Linked DNA regions of Homo sapiens: region 2 is linked to region 1. A link is an interaction called in ENCODE POLR2A ChIA-PET data of the cell type or tissue named here. Cell type or tissue: Panc1. All regions are shown on one strand. Links, peaks and the distances in the headings refer to the core of each region. The heading gives the core; the rest is flanking DNA.

Region 1 (5,847 bases), core at 616-5,615:
GTCACATATTGAAGCCTGATGTGGTTTGGCTGTGTCCCCACCCAAATCTCACCCTGGATTATAATAATCCCCATGTGTCAAGAGCAGGGCCAGATGGAGATAACTGAATCAAGGGGGTGGTTTCCTCCATACTGTTCTCATTGTAGTCTCAGGAGATCTGATGGTTTTATAAACGGGAATTTTCCTGAACAAGCTGTCTTGCCTGCCACCGTTAGTAAGACGTGACTGCTCCTCATTCCCCGTTCACCATGACTGTGAGGCCTCCCCAGCCATATGGAACTGTGAGTCAATTAAACCTCTTTCTTTTATAAACTATCCAGTCTCAGGTATGTCTTTATTAGCAGCGTGAGAACAGACTAACACAAAGCCTAACCCTCAATGTAACTATATTTACAGATAGGGCCTTTAAGGAGGTAATTAAAGTTAAATGAGGTCATAAGGGTGGAGCCATAATCTGATAGAATTAGTGCCCTTATAAGAAGAGACACCAGGGAGGCCATTCCCTCGCTCTCCACCATATGAGGACACAGCAAGGCAGCCATCTGCAAGCCAGGAAGAGAGCTCTCATCAGAAATTGAATCAGCCAGCACCTTGATCTTGGACTTCCTGGCCCCCAGAACTTTGAGAAAATTAACTTCTGTTGTTTAAATCACTCAATCTATGGAATTTTGTTATGGCAGCCCAAGATGGCGAAGATACGTCCCTCTGCCCAACCACACCAAGCTGTCCAGTTGCCATGGCTATACTACAGTTTAGGGCAGGGGGCAATTCAAGAGGTGGCCTCTTGCACAGTGTTAAATGGGAAGCAAAGTCAATGTCTCCTCTCTTGTTCTCAGTGTTCTCTCTAATGTACTTGCACCCTCTCCAAGTCAAAGTCCAGAGAAGGGAAATTGGGACACCCATGTGAGCCTCTTGTCATCTGCTTCTCTGTTCCCCTTCTTCTTCCTTAATCCCTCAAGGTCAAAAAAACAAAAACAAAAACAAAACAACAACAATAACAAAAAAAAGAGCATCAGGTAAAAACCTTTTGTGACCCCTAATTATATCTTTCTTTCTGACTCCAGCTAAGCCTTAATGGTAGACAAAAGTGTCTACTCCACATCCCTGTAAAATTTTTGGGAATAGATTCTCCAAGTTTGCTTACTGGTATAAAGGAGTAATTAAAAAAAAATATTGAAGAATCCTGCCTTGCAAGCAAGGCTACTGTCCTGCTGCATAATCCTATTTTTGAATGACAAAGACTGACTAACACTGTGGCCTTCCTTGGCATTCAAATCTCCCCCTAGCCAAAAGGATGCCAGGGATATATTAGAGAAACTATGATGTTCTGGGAAAGAAAAAAGAGAAAAGCATGTTAAAATAAAAAAAAAAAAAATCACCCCAATTTGCATATATACATATAAATCTTTTTTTTTTTTTTTTTTGAGAGTTTCACTCTCAAAACTCCTGGGCAATAGGAGTTTCACTCCTGTTGCCCAGGCTGGAGTGCAATGGCGCGATCTCAGTTCACTGGAACCTCCGCCTCCCGGGTTCAAGCGATTCTCCTGCCTCAGCCTCCTGAACAGCTGGGATTACACGCGCCCACCACCAAGCCTGGCTAATTTTTGTATTTCTAGTAGAGATGGGGTTTCACCATGTTGTCCAGGCTGATTTCGAATAAATCTTCTTTTAACCAAAAAAATGGTATATCACATTTTACATACTTCCCTGCTCTAAGCTTCATTTGCCTAAAATTGTATCTTCATCTTTCTATCTTGGAACATAGACATCTATCTTGCTGTCTACCTCTATCTCCCTACTCCAAGTCACCAATATCTGTCACCTAGACAACTGCCATAATCTTCCAACTGGTCACCTTGCTTCCACTCTTGCCCTGGTATAATCCGTTCTCCAAACAGAGAGAAAAACATTTTTTAAGTAAAATCTGCTAATGTCAAGATTTCTGCTTCTAAATAGAAGGGAGTAGTTGACAGGCCAATGTTTCTGCTAAGAACTGGAAAGGGTGGATAAAATAGAAAACCATCGTTTTAAAGGCATTGGAGAGCTTTGGAGGCAAAGGACTGGAAGCATTAAAATTCCACAAAGGGGACCAGGGGTGGTAGCTGACACCCGTAATCCCAGTACTTTGGAGGCTGAGGTGAAAAGATAGCTTGAGCCTAGGAGGAGTTTGAGACCAGACAGGGTCTCAACATAGCAAGAACCTATCCCTTAAAAAAAAAAAAAAAAAAAAAAATTAGTGGCTGGGCGCAGTGGCTCACACCTGTAATCCCAGCACTTTTGGAGACCAAAGTGGGTGGATCACAAGGTCAGGAGTTCAAGACCAGCCTGGCCAAGATGGTGAAACCCCATCTCTACTAAAAATACAATAGCTGGGCGTGGTGGCGGGTGCCTGTAATCCCAGCTACTCGGGAGGCTGAGGCAGAGAATTGCTTGAACCCAGGAGGTGGAGGTTGCAGTGAGCCGAGATCGCACCACTGCACTCCAGCCTGGGTGACAGAGCAAGACTCTGTCTCAAAAAAAAAAAAAAAAAAAAAAAATTAGCTGGGCATGTTGGTGCACAGCTCAGCCTCCCAAGCAGCTAGGATTAAAGATAACCATTAGCATTCTTTCATAATATTTTTAAATTAAGGTATTTATATTGCTTTGGACATAATGCTATTGCACAGTTAATAAACTACACTATAGTGTAAACTTGATTTTTTTACACAAGGGTCTTCACTAGGTTGTCCAGGCTGGCTTTGAACTCCTGGGCTCAAGAAATCCTCTGCCTTAGCCTCTGGAGTAGCTGGGACTACAGGTGCACGTGCCACCACACCTGGCTAAAATAACTTTAATGCACTAGGAGACAAGAAAATGTGTGCAACTCACTTTATTGCAGTGGTCTGGAACCAAGCCTCTGAAACACAGCTACATATATTTATCTGGGCTGGGATCTCCTTGAGGACACAAACTGCCTTACTCACCCTTGTATCCTTTTCTCCAGCTTAGCGTCTGGCTCCCAAGTAAATGCACAATGCTTTTTGAGTGAATGAGCCTCACTCTCCCAGCTCTCCATTCTCCTGGCTGTCAGTTCTGCTGTGGAGTCTCCAACCAGCTGCTTCCTCAGGCCCTCATACTGGGCACATATCCCAGCAAGGGCCACGCCTCCTTGACCTAATCCTGGCTCTTGGGCCACCTTGGTTAATGGACTGCTCTTCTCAGAGTTCCTCAGGCCCTTAAGACCTGGGATGGCTCCTGCCTCACATGCAACAGTGGCGAGAGGCACCCATGATGATCTGATGCCGGATGAAATATGCAGACTTAGGTACTGTATTACTGCTTAGACTTAGGTAATGTATTCTACTGCTGTCCCCTCCACTGTGGCAGACATCTGTCATCAGTTACAGCTTCCTCAAGTGGACCCAGATTCCTTCCCCTGGCATCTGTTCAAGCAGCCACAGCCAGTTGGCAAAAGGTGGCAAAAAAGTCAGGATGGTCCTCAAAGGCCAAGGCAGAAAAAGGACCTGTGACTTCTGGATGCTTCTGCAGGGAACTGACTGCTGGTATGGTGCCTTTAAACATAAATGCCTGCCCCTTAGGCCAGGCATGGTGGCTCACACCTGTAATCTCAACACTTTGGAAGGCCGAGGCGGGTATTTACTTGAGGTCAGAAGTTCGAGACCAGCTGGCCAACATGGCGAAACCCCATCTCTACTAAAAATACAAAAATTAGCTGGGCGTTGCGGCACATGCGCATAGTCCCAGCTACTTAGGAGGCTGAGGCACAAGAATCACTTGAACCTGGGAGGCAGAGGTTGCAGTGAGCCAAGATCACACCACTACACTGCAGCCTGGGCAACAGTGAGGCTGACTCAAAAAATAAAAAAACAAAAAACATGAGAAAAAAAAAAAACAAAGAATGCCTGGCAGACCATTAATGTGCCAAATTCATCAAGACAGGCTTACCAGCGTGATTTTTGCCCCAACTCCAGCCAAGGTGGTTTTAACTTCAAGTGGGGAGATTAACTGCACCTTTTCACCATGGCCCCTGGGACATGTGTAGATTCCTCCCTCTGTGAATCAGAGATGACAGTTCATGCGTGCACATCCTTAGATCATGTCATTGCTGCAATTTTTCTTTCTCTTAAAAACAGGTCTCACTCTGGCACCCAGGCTGGGCTGCAGTGGTGCCATCATTAACTCATTGAATCCTCGAATTCCTGGGCTTAAGCAATCCTCCTGCCTCAGCCTCCTGAGTAGCTGGGACTACAGGAGTGCGCTACCGTGCCTGGCTAATTTTTTGTGGAGACGGGGTCTGCTGCCTAGGCTGGTTTTGATCTCCTGGCCTCAAGAAATCATCCCACCTTGGCCTCCCAAAGTGCTAGTAATACAGGCACAAGGCACCATGCCTAGGCCTTGCAATAAGTGACTTTACCCTAATCTCCAAAGCCTGAACTTAAGAGTACCCCTCAGTTCCATCAATGGCAGCTGCTCCATGTTCACCCTACTCCCACTGTTACCCCATAACCTGTCCTCTCAAGCTGACACCATGGATTTTTACATCCCACACATGCTGACCAACTTGTCCCAGTTTGCTCAAGATCTCCCTGGGTTTAGCAATGAAAAACCCACTTTCTGGGAAGTCCCTCAATCTCAGGCAAACTGGGACAGTTGATCTCACAAGTAGGCATTTACTTATGAGCCACGTCATCCAGGACACTCCAGCCTTCCTGAATGACATCAGACCTGTCTCACTCCATAATCTACCCTGACTATTCTGCAATGCCCTGAATTATCATGGGTCCTAAATGCCTAAATGTGAACCAACTACCAGCACTTGTTCACCTCCTAGTTCCAAATGTATACCTCAAACAATATCCTCTGAGCCAAGGAAGAGTGAAAATCAGATCTGGCCTATGGCCTACCTTCTCCAAAGCCAGCCTGGCAGGCTCACAGGTTGTCACTGATTTAAGAAGCACATGGAGCAATTCTGTAAGGTTTATTGAATGGGTGGGTAAAAAGTGAACGACAGCTACAAATTCAAAAATAAAACTCTTGGTTATTAAAGTCATTCCAGGCATGGACAGAGGGATGCGAGGCTGGCCTTCCCTGTCCACGGTCCTCTGAGGCAGCTGAAGTCTCCCATGTCTGGACCCCGAATCTTGTGCAGATTGAACAGTGGATCCGGGGTGCTCTGAGCAGGCAGCAGGGAGCAGCTCTGGTGACGCTTCATGTGGTAGCCTCACTCTCCATTCTCTGCCCCTCTCGTGCCCACAAACACCACCAAGAGATTCTGAAACAAAGGACAAGTGAGACCAGTGATTTGAGGTTCCCATCTGCATAAACACGGACCAGCTGAGCCTCTGGCTGTGGGTTCTGGCTCTTGGCATCAACTCACCACGGTGAGAAATATCAGCAAACCCAGATCCCAGATCACCAACTCCATGGTCTTAGGACTTCCTTGGACTGTCCTTGGATCTAAGGCTGAGACCTAAGAGGGTAAGAAAGCATACAAGTATTTAGTCTCCAGGGCCATCTCCTCCTCCCCAAGCTGACACCACTGAGAGGGGTCCCATTCAAGCAGGGCGAAGCTCCTCATTCACGCACACCAAATAAAAAATCCCAACAGAAAGGACATGAAAGGACAAACATCTTAGAAGTTTCGTTTTTCTTTCAAGCAGTTCACAATCGGGGCAAATGACCAGCTAGAGTAATCCACAGGAATACAGCTTTCCTAGCCCCACCTGCAACTTTCTCCATTTGTTCGACATTACTGATGGTGCCTGTGGAAACAATGTGGATTTCACATTTCATGAAGCAAAGCCCGTGATTCGCAGTTCTCACGTGTGCCCTTCACTGCTATCTGAA
Region 2 (5,847 bases), core at 232-5,231, 150 kb before region 1:
TCACTGCAACCTCTACCTCCCAGGTTCAAGCAATTTTCCTGCCTCAGCCTCCCGAGCAGCTGGGATTTTAGGCACCCGCCACCACACCTGGCCAATTTTTGTATTTTTAGTAGAGACTGCATTTCGCCATGTTGGCCAGGCTGGTCTCGAACTCCTGACCTCAGGTGATCTGCCCACCTCACCCTCCTAAAGTGCTGGGATTACAGGCGTGAGCCACCATGCCCAGCTTAGTGCCCAAGAGGCCCCAGAGAGCTAGCTGCCTTGCCCCTTCCACCATGGAAGGACACAGCGAGAAGGGGCTGTCTATGAACCAGAAAGGCCCAGAAACATAAGGTCCAGAAAGAAGGCTCTTACCAAACACCCAACTTGCTTGTGCCTTGATCTAGGGCTTCCCAGCCTCCAGAACTGTGAGAAGAGAATTTCTGTTGTGTATAAGCCCCTCAGTCTAAGGTATGTTGTTATAGCAGCCCAGACTAAAACAGTGACCAAAGTTATTCCTGGTTAGATGGCTCAGGGTTTTGTCCATTTATTTATCAAACACTGTGCACTGAGTCAGCCTGTCTCCCCCACTAGACTATACATTACTTGAGAGTCCCGGCCCTCAAGTAATGTACAGTCTAGTGGGGGAGACAGGCAAGGAGCAGATAAACAGGAAAAATAAAAAAATAATAACTGTGGTAACTGCTAAGAAGGAAACAAACAAATGTTGACATTGGGAACAGTAGAGGGATCAACTTATAGCTGGTGGTCTAGGAAGCCTGGGTCTGAAAGCCTAGATCTGAAAGGGGAGGAATTAGAAGAGTGGAGATGGGGAGACGCAGAGGAACCAAGTTCTAAGCAGAGAGAACCGCATATGCAAAGGCTCTGAGGCAATATTAAGCTTAAAGGAGCTGGGGAGTAAGTGAAGAACTGAAAAAGACGAGTGTAGTTGTAAGGGTTAGAGTTCAGACCCAAGCCTTATTCACAGCCCATCTCCCACCCCACATAGGTTAATCAGTCTTTTAGCAGAGAAAACCTGAATTAGGAGCCATCCTATCCCAACTTTTGATAAGTTCCTTCACATCCCCGACCTTCACTTGCTTATCACTAATTTGGGACTAATAATCCCCTGCAATATTTCCACAGCCCAGCAATCAAGTAAACTCTCTCTACAGGAGATGGTCTGGATGGTTTTAGTATCATGACTCCAGATGTGAATTTAGGAGAGAACAGACTTGATGTTCAGTACAGAATTCCACTGAGAGTTGTGGGGTCACAGCTTGAAGGTTTTAGAGTCCCAGGTTGCCATGAGACAGAATTGACATGACAGCCAGCGTTCTGGGGTTGCAGGCAACAGAAGCGGATTCTGAGTTAATTAAGCAGAAAAGAATGGATTGGCAGTCAGAGAATCAATGCGAAGGCTGGGGCCTATCCTCTGGAAAGCACTGGAGTAAGTAGGATGCTCTGGGGGGTCTCGTTATCGGAAAGAGTTGGAAACGTTTGAACACATGGAATTACATTAAGACAAACAAACACACCAAAGTAGAACTTTATATGTGTCAGGTAGTTTTCTAAGTATATAACAGTTATGAAGTAGATTCTATTATTGTCCTCACTTTACAAATGAAAAACTAAGGCACAGAGAGGGTATGTAGCCTGCCCAATGTCAGATAGCTAGTAAACTGTGGATTTCAGAATTGGACACAGCTATCCAATTCCGTAAGTTATGTTATTAACCACTTTGCTATGCTACCTGCATAAATCCTAACCATTCTCTCTGCCCTTGTGTTCCTCACTGATGGACTCAGAACCTTAAAAGAGCCAGGCATGGTGGCATGCTCCTGTAGTCCCAGCTACTTAGGAGGCCAAGGTGGGAGGATCACTTGAGCCCAGGAGTTCAAGGCTGCAGTGAGCTATGATTGCACCATTGCACTCCAACCTGGGAGACAGAGTGAGACCCCATCTCTAAAAAACAAACAAACAAAATAAAACCTTTATAGAGAAATTCTAATTGCGTCATGTGCCCAGGGCCTCACTAAGACTGCACCTACACATATCAGGAATAGTTGGTCACCCAAAAGGAAATTAAATTGCATAAGAAGGAGAAGAAATGAATATGAAATTGTCCATAAACAAGTGCAATTACAGCCTGGGCACAGTGGCTCATGCCTGTAATCCCAGCACTTTGGGAGGCCGAGGTGGGCAGATTGCCTGAGCTCAGGAGTTTGAGACCAGCCGGGGCAACATGGCAAAACCTTGTCTCTACTAAAAATGCAAAAAAATAACCAGGCATGGTGGCGCACACCTGTAATCCCGGCTACTGGGAGGTTGAGGCAGGAGAATCACTTGAACCTGGGAGGTGGAGGTTGCAGTGAGCAGAGATCACACCACTACACTCCAGCCTGGGTGACAGAGTGAGACTCTGTCTCAAAACAACAACAACCACCACCACCACCACAACAACAAAAAGGTGCAATTACGGTCTATCCATTGGGCCTCTCAACATACTTTATATCCTTGTTCACAGGCATGTTCTTCCAAAACTCCTCTCTACTGATGTGGTATAGCAGTTCCATATGCAACCAACAATGTGCACACACACATACACACACACACCTCTATGGTTTGTAGTCATACTGTGTGTGACCTCAGGGAGGTTCACTTTTCTGAGCTTCAGAATCGTCTTTTGTAAAAGATGGGTAAGATTCGTCATGGGGAAGAATAAATAAGTTAATGAATGTAAAGTGCTTTGCACTGTGTCTGGTACATAGAATTAACATGCGTCATATAAAATAGTGCTGTTATTCCAAAAAATAGGGAGGAGGGAATACTTCCAAACTCATTCTATGAGGCCAGTATTACTCCAATACCAAAACCAGACAAAGACACATCTAAAAAAGAAAACTACAGGCCAATATCTCTGATGAATATGGATGCAAAACTTCTTAACAAAATACTAGCAAACTGAATTCAACAATACATTAAAAAGATCATTCATCATGACTAGGTGGGATTTATCTCTGGGATGCAAGGATAGTTCAACATATGCAAATCAATCCATTCTGTTGTGATACATCACATCACATACATCACATCAACAGAATGAAGGACAAAAACCATATGGTCATTTCAATCGATATTGAAAATGCATTTGATAAAAGTCAACTTCCACTCACGATTAAAAACCCTCAAAAAACCAGGTATAGAAGGAACATACCTCAACATAATAAAAGCCATATATAACAGACCCACAGCTAGTATCATATGGAATGGGAAAAAACTGAAAGCCTTTCCTCTAAGATCTGGAACACAACAAGGATGCCCACTTTCGCCACTGTTATTCAACGTAGTACTGGAAGTCCTAGCTAGAGCAATCAGGCAACAGAAAGAAATACAGCGCATCCAAATTGGAAAGGAAGAAGTCAAATTATCCTTGTTTGTCGATGATATAATCTTATATTTGGGAAAACCTAAAGACTCCACCACAAAACTATTAGAACTGATAAACAAATTCAATAAGATTGCAGGATACAAAATCAACATATGAAAATCAGTAGCATTTCTATATGCCAACAGTGAACAATCTGAAAAAGAAATTTAAAAATAATCCCATTTAAAATAGCTAAAAATAAAATTAAATATCTAAGAACTAATTTAACCAAAGAAATACAAGATCTCTATAATGAAAACTATAAAATATAAAGTGAAAGAAATTGAAGAGGACACCAAATAATGGAAAGATACTCCCAAAGCAATATACAGATTCAGTGCAATCCCTATCAAAATATCATTGACATTCTTCACGGAAATAGAAAAAACAATCCTAAAATTTATGTGGAACCACAAAAGACCCAGAATAGTCAAAACTATCCTAAACAAAAAGAACCAAACTGGAGTAATCACATTACCTGACTTCAAATTATACTACAGAGCTATAGTAACCAAAACAGCATGTTACTGACATAAAAACAAATACATAGAACAATGGAACAGAATAGAGAACCCAGAAACAAATCTGCACACCTACAGTGAACTCATTTTTGACAAAGGTGCCAAGAACATACACAGGGGAAAAGATAGTCCAATAAATGGTGATGGGAAAACTGGATATCCATATGCAGAAGAATGAAACTAGACCCCTATCTTTTGCCATATACAAAAATCAAATTTAAATGAATTAAAGACTTGAATCTAAGACTTTAAACTATGAAACCACAGCAATAAAACATTGGGGGAACTCTCCAGGACTTCGGTCTGGGCAAAATTTCTTGAGTAATACCCAACAAGCACAGGCAACCAAAGCAAAAATGGACAAATGAGATCACATCAAGTTAAAAAGCTCTTGCACAGCAAAGCAAACAATCAACAAAGTGAAAAGACAACCCACAGAATGGGAGAAAATATTTGCAAACTATCCATCTGATGAGGGATTAACAACCAGAATATATAAGAAGCTAAGACAACTATATAGAACAAAATCTAATAATTTGATTTTAAAACATGCAAAAAGATTTGAATAGACGTTTCTCAAAAGAAGATGGCATACAAATGGCAAACAGGTATATGAAAATTGCTCAACATCATTGATCATCAGAGAAATGCAAATCAAAACTACAATGAGGTATCATCCCACCCCAGTGAGCATGGCTTTTATCCAAAAGACAGGCAATAACAAATGCCAGCGAGGATGTGGAGAAAAAGGAACCCTTTTACGCTGTTGGTGGGAATGTGAATTAGTACAACCACTATGGAGAACAGTTGGGAGGTTCCTCAAAAAACTAAATATAGATCTACCATATGACCCAGCAATCCCACTACTAGATCTATACCCAAAAGAAAGGAAGTCAGTATATGGAAGAGATCATCTGCACTCCCATGTTTGTTGCAACACTCTTCACAATAGCCAAAGTTTGGAAGCAGCCTAAGTGTCCATCAACAGATGAGTGGATAAAGAAAATGTGGTACTTACACACAATGGAATACTGCTCAGCCATAAAAAAGAATGAGATGTTGTTATCTGCAACAACATAGATGGAACTGGAGGTCAGTATGCAAAGGGAAATAAGCCAGACACAGAAAGACAAACATCACATGCTACACTTATTTGTGAGATCTAAAAATCAAAACAATTCAACGAATGGAGACAGAGAGTGGAAGGATGTTTATCAGAGGCTCAGAAGGGTAGTGGTGGGGGGTGGGGGTGGGGGGGGTTGGTTAATAGGTACAAAAACATAGTAAGAATGAATAAGACCTAGTATTTGGTAGCACAACAGGATAACTATAGCAAATAATAATGTAACTGTGCACTTCAAAATAACTAACGGTATAATTGGATTGTTTGTAACACAAAAGACAAATGCTTGAGGGGATGGATACTCCATTCTCCATTATGTGATTATTATACATTGCATGCCTGTGTCAAAACATCTGAAGTGCCCCATAAATATATACACCTACTATGTACCCACAAAAATTAAAATGAAAAATAAAAATAGAATAAAATAGTGTTATGTTAGGGGCCGGGAGTTGTGGATTCACCCTCCAAATACACAGGCTTAACTGTTGGACTGGACTTGGTTCATCTCTCTGGGACTTTCCAGTGGATCTTCCAAGGACTTCAAGCATTCACTTCCTTCCTCTCTCTCTCTGGCAAATGAATAACTGAATCATGTGCCAATTGCTACACTAAATTTTGAGAAATAACCAAATCCATCACTAGTCTTACATATATGGTGGAGTGAGAAAATGGGGAAGGGCTGTGGAAATGGGCTCTGTTACTGGTTCGCTGTGCAGCTCTCTGCATGGGGCCACAGTTTCCTCAGCATAAAATGGTGATTATATAATCTCTCCTCATGAGGCTCTTGTAAG

What was found. Peaks named below come from ENCODE experiments on the same cell type or tissue, not always from the same donor. Only the 100,000 strongest peaks of a DNase experiment are listed, where the experiment ranks them.
Region 2: POLR2A ChIA-PET joins it to region 1 with 11 read pairs; 2 of 35 experiments call an interaction of 5 or more read pairs at or near these places.

What each region holds. Positions count from the first base shown.
Region 1 is chr20:38,415,629-38,421,475 of GRCh38, forward strand. SNHG17 (small nucleolar RNA host gene 17) reads right to left here. Exons shown (of 8, transcript NR_185934.1): 7 at 5,378-5,470; 8 at 4,960-5,272. It overlaps LOC124904901 (a long non-coding RNA gene), which reads right to left and starts at 1,384. Exons shown (of 2, transcript XR_007067582.1): 1 at 1-1,384. In Panc1, for the core only: no CTCF peak of the experiment used is centred there; no DNase peak of the experiment used is centred there.
Region 2 is chr20:38,261,827-38,267,673 of GRCh38, forward strand. All of the region lies in intron 1 of LOC149684 (a long non-coding RNA gene), which reads left to right. Among named protein-coding and RNA genes, the nearest start is that of KIAA1755, 4.0 kb to the left of the region's middle. In Panc1, for the core only: no CTCF peak of the experiment used is centred there; no DNase peak of the experiment used is centred there.